2 separate regions of the Homo sapiens genome follow, and region 1 is linked to region 2. A link is an interaction called in ENCODE POLR2A ChIA-PET data of the cell type or tissue named here. Cell type or tissue: GM12878. All regions are shown on one strand.

The links. ChIA-PET counts read pairs that join two places held together with the same protein. Peaks named below come from ENCODE experiments on the same cell type or tissue, not always from the same donor. Only the 100,000 strongest peaks of a DNase experiment are listed, where the experiment ranks them.
Region 1: POLR2A ChIA-PET joins it to region 2 with 5 read pairs; 2 of 35 experiments call an interaction of 5 or more read pairs at or near these places.

What each region holds. Positions count from the first base shown.
Region 1 is chr1:213,254,439-213,258,438 of GRCh38, reverse strand. All of the region lies in intron 12 of RPS6KC1 (ribosomal protein S6 kinase C1), which reads right to left. Among named protein-coding and RNA genes, the nearest start is that of RPS6KC1, 210 kb to the right of the region's middle. In GM12878, no CTCF peak of the experiment used is centred here; a DNase peak (open chromatin) is centred at 1,668.
Region 2 is chr1:213,375,236-213,379,235 of GRCh38, reverse strand. It overlaps a transcript of RPS6KC1 not described here. Among named protein-coding and RNA genes, the nearest start is that of RPS6KC1, 330 kb to the right of the region's middle. In GM12878, no CTCF peak of the experiment used is centred here; no DNase peak of the experiment used is centred here.

The DNA.
Region 1 (4,000 bases), 120 kb after region 2:
TTTATTTCTTAAATATCTTTTTGTTCAAGAATTTCATTTGCTCCATTTTCTTTAATCATATCACAAGCAGTGTATACTTCTTAGTATTATAAGGATCACCTGAAGTCAGGAGTTTGAGACCAGCCTGGCCAACATGGCGAAACCGCATCTCTACTAAAATACAAAAATGGGCCAGTGCGGTGGCTCATGCCTGTAATCCCAGCACTTGGGAGGCCAGATCATGAGGTCAGGAGATCGAGACCATCCTGGCTAACACGGTAAAACCCCGTCTCTACTAAAAATACAAAAAATTAGCCAAGCGTAGTGGCGCGCATCTGTAGTCCCAGCTACTCGGGAGGCCGAGGCAGAGGAATTGCTTGAACCCAGGAGGCAGAGGTTGCAGTGAGCTGAGATCATGCCACGGCATTCCAGCCTGGGCAACAGAGCGAGACTCCATCTCAAAAAAAATAAAAAATAAAAATACAAAAATTAGCCAGGTGTGGTGGTGTGCACCTGTAGTCCTAACTACTTGGGAGGCTGAGATAGGAGGATCACTTGAACTTAGGAAGCAAGGGTTGCAGTGAGCCAAGATCACACCACTGGACTCCAGCCTGGGCGACAGAGTAAGACTCCATCTCAAAAAAAAAAAAAAAAAAAAAAAAAAAAAAAAAAAGTTTTACCTGTTTACAATTCAAGATCCAAAGTTATCTGTCAGCCATCAGTTTTGAATGTGCCACCAACCAGCTTTACTTTCCATTTATAATGCTGCTTTGTTCACAGTAGGTACACATTGCAATAATGATAGCAGCAATAATAAAATAGCAGCTACCATTTCCTGGCTGCTCACTACATGTAAGAAACCATGTTTAATACTTTACATGAATTATTTACAATCTCTAAGCAACCTTATGGAAGAACTTATTTGGGTATGGTGACTTTGGGAGAGAATATTGTATTTATGTGCCCAGGAAGAAGCAGGACATCTGATCCAGTTAGCTTAGAGATGTAAAAATTAATGAGATGGTTTATAGGGTCTAATAACATGTGCTAAGGAGCTCTAGACTAAAGCCCCATTCTAAGTCTCTGCTCATGAGGTTCCTCGTTAAAACTGAGCAGAGGATTGCCCAGATGGGTCTGTCTAATCGATGGCTAACATACTTATAAAGGTACCTTTTAAATTCAGCAAAAGGTCCAAAGTGCCACCAACAACGTAGCCTAGATCCTCAAAAGCTACATGTTATGTTTGTTTTCCACAGCACTGCAGGGAACACGCACCCCAGATGAAATGTGTTAGTGGGGAGGCCGAGGGAGAGTGTGTTCTTGAAGCCACAAGATAAGCACAGTCCATATTCCTGAGCCTCAGAGACTTTTGTATGTGGGGAGGGGATGGAGTATTGTTTTACTATTACTATTTTTTAAAATAAATAGACCTATTATGGAACACAATGTAAAATTTGCATGGATTTGCAAGATAAAAAGACTTCAAAGAAACCTCAGAATCTTATTTCACTGGTCCCCTGGGATACTCATTTCGTATCACCTCTACAGTCAAGTACATAAGCAGAAAAATTTGAGAGGCACTTCATAAGACAGACAAGGTGGATTCCTGTATTGGTTTCTGTGAACTTGCTCAACTGCAGAGTCTAAGAAGTAGGCTTTATGCTGCTTTGAAATCCCTAAGTAATCTTCTGCCAGGGTCCATAACAGGTAAATAATGACCAATGTACTGCTCCAAATGTGGATTGCCACAGTGTCTGATGAGCCCCAATCTGAATGGGAGGCAACACAGACAGCAGCAAGAGACCTAAGAATCCCCTAGAGGAAGCCTGTGCAACCCACAACCTGTGGGCTGAATGCAGCCCAATGCAAATTTGTAAACTTTCTTAAAACATCATGAGATTTTTTTTGCGACTTTTTTTTTTTTTTAGCTCATCAGCTATCGTTAGTGTTAGTGTATTTTATGTGGCCCAAGACAATTCTTCTTTCAATGTGGCCCAGGGAAGCCACAAGATTGGACACCCCTGCAAAGCTTACTTACATTCCCACTCCTCAGTGGGCTTGCTAGCTAGTCCAAGACACGAAGTGGCACCTGAGATAACTGCTGGAGACACTTTAGCTAAGCTGTCAACCACAGTCTACCTCTTTCACTCCCCATTTTCCATCTTTCCTGGATCTTCATCTCCTCTCTTCCACGGACAGCCTGCTTCATTTCTTCCCCATTGACTTTCTTTCTTGCCTCCTCTCAGATATGATTAGTTCAGCTTTCTAACACACTTAGGCCTAAAGACACTGCTGGTCCCATCTAAGGAAAACTGCTTTTGAAACTATGAAGGCAGCTAGGCTGAATGTCATCTTTAATCTGACTGGAGTAGTAGAGAAGGATAAGAACTGTAAAAAGGTAAATTGGTTTTTCATGGAAACCAGAAAAGAAGACATTGAATAATTTTTAAATCCATCCCCTTAACAATGCAGCTTGAAACTGTTCAAAATGACTTTATATCAAGCAGTGATTCATTAATTAATGTGAAATTGGTAACATGACCAACTGTCCTTGATTTTCATACATGACTCTAAGCTACGACAAAGAGTTCTGCATTTAGGCTGTATTTAGGTAAGATATAAAGAAGAACTTCCTAACAGCTAGGAAGCTTAAATATTAGAACAGGTGAAGGTAAGCAGTTGTAGAATTTCTTTATAGGTGTTAAAACAGAAAAAAAATTCTTTCAATTATCAGAACAAAGGACTTTATTTGGTTGCCCTTTTAACATCCTTAAATATCAGTAATTCTTAGATTAAAAATTTTAAGATACACACTGAAACTGTATTGCCAAAAAGAAGCCTGAGGTTGTGTGGCTATCAAAACTACTTTACTTGCAAACTCTATATAAAAAATCTAAGCATAAACCAACAACACTGATTTATATATAAAGCAACACGATAGTTACTATAAACATCAGGTATATGTACCTAAAATCAAAAGTAGAGAATGAAAAGAAATACCATGTAAGTCTCTGAGGCTATTTTAAAAGACTAACACAGTGAATTTGAGAAATCCCCTTTAACTCCTACCTCAAATTTGAAAAATCTCTAGAAACAAGTAGAAAAACATTTTGTTTTCTTTTCCTTTTTTTTTTTTTTAAGGTTCTCATCCTGTCACCTAGGCTGGAGTGCAGTGGCAGGATGATGACTCACTGCAGCCTCGACCTCCTGGGCTCAAGCAATCCTCCCATCTCAGCCTCCTAAGTAGCTGGGACCACAGGCATGGGTCCCAGGACCACAGGCATGGGACCACACTTGGCTAATTTTTTTATTTCTATTTTTTGTAGACAGAGGATTTCACCATGTTGTTCAGGCTGGTCTCAAACTCCTAGGCTCAAGTAATTCTCCTGCCTTGGTCTCACAAAATGCTGGAATTACAGGCACGAGCCACCACGCCTGGCCTAGAAAAATATTTTAAAGGATAAATTCTACCACTTTTTTTTTTTGCCAATTTTCAAAACATTTTTCCTATAAAACACAAGGTGTTAAGTTTCTGGGCATGCCCCATTCCCTACCGCTACATTCTATAATTGCAATTTCTAGGCTTGGTAAAACAGTATCCTTATTCTCCACAAGTGTAGTGGCACACTACAGGCATTAAGAAACATGATCAGAGAAAAACAAACTATTACCTCAGAAAACAATTTCTCAGTTTATTCCCACAAAAACTCAAAAAGAGATGGTGATATCAAAGAATCCTGGATTTTTGTCCTTAAGTCAAACAGATGTATTGCCAGGGCTCTGGTTATGCTGCTGCTTGAGCTTGGCTGAGTATATCACTATGCTTCTCTGAAAATGAGAACAGCCAGACCTCTAACATTCTTTCAGCCTCTTATAATCTGTAATTTTATGATCCTGAAAGTGTTTTCAAAAGCACTCATGAGCCTTTCTCATAACTTCTTCTCCCTCCATTAACCTAAGATGCCCAAAAAGTGGATTATGCTAAGATGAGCAAGCATTCCTCAATCTTCTTCCTTTTCTC
Region 2 (4,000 bases):
AGGACTTCATCATATGAATTTGGGAGAGACAGAATTCAATCTATAACAATTGAAGATCCACACGTACCAGGCCTTTAACAGTCCTGTAAGGTAGGTGTTCTCATTCCCATTTCACAGAGAATGAAAGCAGGGCTCAGAAAGGTCAAGGGTCTTGCCTGAAGTTAGACAACAATAGGACCATCTGAAAACAACCACCCAACCCTTGCCGAGAACCTGGGGGTTGGCCACTGCCACACTTCTCCCCTAGGACCCTAGCAGGGAACTCTCTCCCCCTCAGCCTTCTCTTGATGAGCCACCCTGTCTAGGGTAGCCTGGCCTAGGATCTCTGTCAGATCCCAGCATAAATCACTCACCAAGCTGTGTTTTCTCCAGAATGAACATGGCAGGTGACCTGTGAGGTGTGCCTTGGATGGATGTCGGAGGAAGGGCATGTTGGGCTAGGGCCTCGTTCTCTTATGCACATACTGCTCTTGCTTGGCAGGATTCTTCACTTCTTCTCAGCTCTAAAGGAAACAAAATATTCTGGCCTTTATTCTCACGCATTCATTTCACGAATGAATAAATATGGATATATAAAATATGGATATGTGTATCCATCATTTATTTATTAAATAAAATAATGGTGGGGCAGTACCTGCTACATAGTTTGGGTTCAGTAAACATCAGTTTCCTCTTTCCTTTTCAACACATTTCCAAACTTTCTCTCCCCACTTTCCCTGCCCTCTGCTCAGGGAGCACAAGCTTATATCAAGACGAGAAAAACACGAATGCAATTTAGCAAGCAAAGGCTATGTACATGACCATCCCAAAACAAATAACTAAATGTATTTATTGATCACTCACTTCATGCCAGGCATTTTTCTAACCAATGAGTTGAATTAATCCTCCCACCAGTCCCATAAGGAGGACCCATTATCATCCCCTCTTTACAGATGGGGAAACAGAACAAAAAGGCAAAGTCACATGGCATAATTCCTTGAACAAAGCCAGTTATTCTAGAACTCTATTTTTATTTTACTAACTACAGTTTCACACTTAGAGGGAGAGTTAAATTAGGAGAAAGTCACAGTTGTGGTTGTCTGGTAGGTACTGCAATTATCAGCTTACAACAGCGTACCTCAGTTCCTCAGATGGCAATGCCTCCATTAAGCAAGGTTGCTGGGTGGAGGGCCCTCAGAGCTGCCCTAACAGGAGCTGGGGAAATAGGTCTCTCAAGGGGCTTAAACCTTGCTCCTGCTATTTGCATTATTCTTTACTTGCCAAATCCTTCTTCCCTATATCGTGTCAAAGTATAAATTGTTATCCCCAAATGCCAAGTTTTAGGACTAAAGTCCCAATGTGTAGGATTTTCCTATTTATTCAAGGTTTGTCAAGATGCTGTCAAGCTCAGAGGTAGGGCTTCCCCATGAAGGTAAGAAACATATTCAGCTGCCAGTTCTCTTCCTCCCAAACTGAGCAGGAATATTTTTATTTCCTATTTTCCCACCCCCAATCAGACATGTAGCACCTCTTAGCCTTGTCGTATTGAATGATTTTAGCAGTTTCCAAAACAAAATTAAATACAGCTCCAGCTTGAGAAATGTTCCACCTCCTGGAGTCATGGCATTTAGTATTATTATTCACTTATTATTATTCAAAACAAATAAGGATGATAAAACATCAGTTGGAGCCACTCCAGGACAGAAGGAACTGGAATATCTAATAAAAACCATAGTATTCCACAAATAGAAAGTGTTAGAAAATGCAGAAAAACAATGACAAAGGACATTCTGCACCTTCTCCTCAAAACACAGAACACCTGAAACAATAGAGCAGCTCTAAATGACCAGTGAATCTGACACAGAGAGAACTGTTTAGGGTACTCCCAGTTCAGACCTCAGAAAGATCAAATCGATGGGAAGCATGCAGCACAGAGTAGGTCATGATTTTTACTTTCCTTCCCTCTCTTGTGAATTTCAACGGAACTTCCTTCAAAAAGTCTAAACTCCCTGCAGCTAAGGAGAAAAGGTTATCGCATTCAGGAATTTGCTCTCCACTAGAAAACATCCAATGACCCCCACGTTCAGGAAGTCTCAGAGCCTTTAAAGCACATTTCAGCCTGAGCAAATGTTTAACTCCAACTTGGGAAAAGTCACAGGATGTTGCAAACCACCAACATCCCAAGACGGGCCTTCCCAGACTTACCTTCCCAGAGGAGAATGTGGCAGATTAGTGGTTTGGCGACTCTTACTTGGTCCCCAGTGCAAGGTGGTCAGGAATGTTACACAGATTGAGAAGCCAACCTTTGCTGAGGTCCCCCCGACCACAAGCCCTCCACCTCATTCTTCTTCTCCCTGATTGTCTCCAGTCCTGTATTATCTCGCACTACTTCCTCCAGCTTCATCTGAAGAGAGCCTCATTCCTGAGATGCCTAACTTTGGGGGTGTTGATTGTTACAAAGTAGCAGGGTTTACTTGTATGGTTCACTCTACCTAGATCTATTTCCAGAAAGAAAATAGGCAGAGACAAGGCAAACCTGGAGCCCCAGGGGACCCCCTAATTGTCTGTCTGCCCACTCTCTGCACTGCACAACCATCAACTCCTACTGCCATTTCCAGTTAGAGAAGGATAGAAAGGGAAAGAGAAGCAGAGCAGGAGGCAAAATCGGAGGAACGGTTTGCATCAATTTTGAAATAGGATGAGGAACTGTGGGACCATATCTTTTTTTTTTTTAATTCTCAATAATGTACCTAATTCTTGCATGAAATGAGGAAAACTGTCTTCTACCATCGCATTACTCATGATAGCTGAAATTTTTTAACACCTCAACATCATTAAGTATGCAATTTTAAAAAAAATAGAAACAACCTAAATATCTAACAACTGGGAATTTGCTAAGTAAATCCAAATTATTGAATACAATGCAATAATTCAAAATGCAATTTACAAAGATTTTAGGGACTAGGGAAATGCTAATGACATAACATTTAGTTAAAAACAAGATTCATTTACATACAGTTTAATCTCAGTTATACAAATATGGAAAACATATACAGTACTAGATATTGTTTTGTCTGCCAGTATCTACTTTCTCTGTCCTTGTTTCCAGCTTTTCTGGAAACTTTACACACACACACACACACACACACACACACACACACACACACACACAGTTGTCACGAGAAGAGCCATTATACACAATATGGCTGGCCCCTGGCCACAGCTGATTGGTCCAGGGTGGACATCTGACCCAAGCCAGGACAATTCTCTCCTTCCCCAGTAATTCTGGAATTGGAACTGAGGGAGTCTTTCTCTTTCCAGCAGCAGAAACGATAGGACAGCATGCCTAGTAGTTGCAGCTGTGGGCCCATGTGTCTGGCCCTCTGGGCCAGAGACCCCCCAGCAGCCAATCCATAAAAGTAGAGCGGGGAGGAGGCAAATGCAGAAAGGAAGAAACAGTTAGAGAAGGAGTGTCCTGACAAAACATAGGTCCCCCTGTCTTGCTGTTTCTGAGCCCTGGCCACATTTCTGCCCTTGGGGTGCATGAGACAGACAACCCCAGATCCTTATAATCAAGCCACCATTTTACCTAGGTCTTTTGAATTGGATTTCTGTCACTTATAACCAAAAGAATCCTAACCAATATGTGCTCCCTCAAATGCCCAATTACTTATACAATCTCCTACATCCCTCAACATGTTCTTGGGGGTGGGGGATCCGATGGCAAGTGATTTCTTTTTGCTTTTCTGTGTTTTCCCCCAAATTTTCTATTATGAACACTTTTATTATCTGGCATTCAGCATTCACCTCGAAATCTACCACCTTAATTCACTTACAACAGATATACACACTTTGCACGAGGTTAAGAGAAAACCTTATCAGAAAATATGTATTTATTAAATATGTGTGTATATGTGTGTATGTGTGTATATATGTGTATATGCCTATGTGTGTATGTGTGTATGTATGTGTGTATATATGTATGTGTATATGTGTGTATGTGTGTATATATGTGTGTATG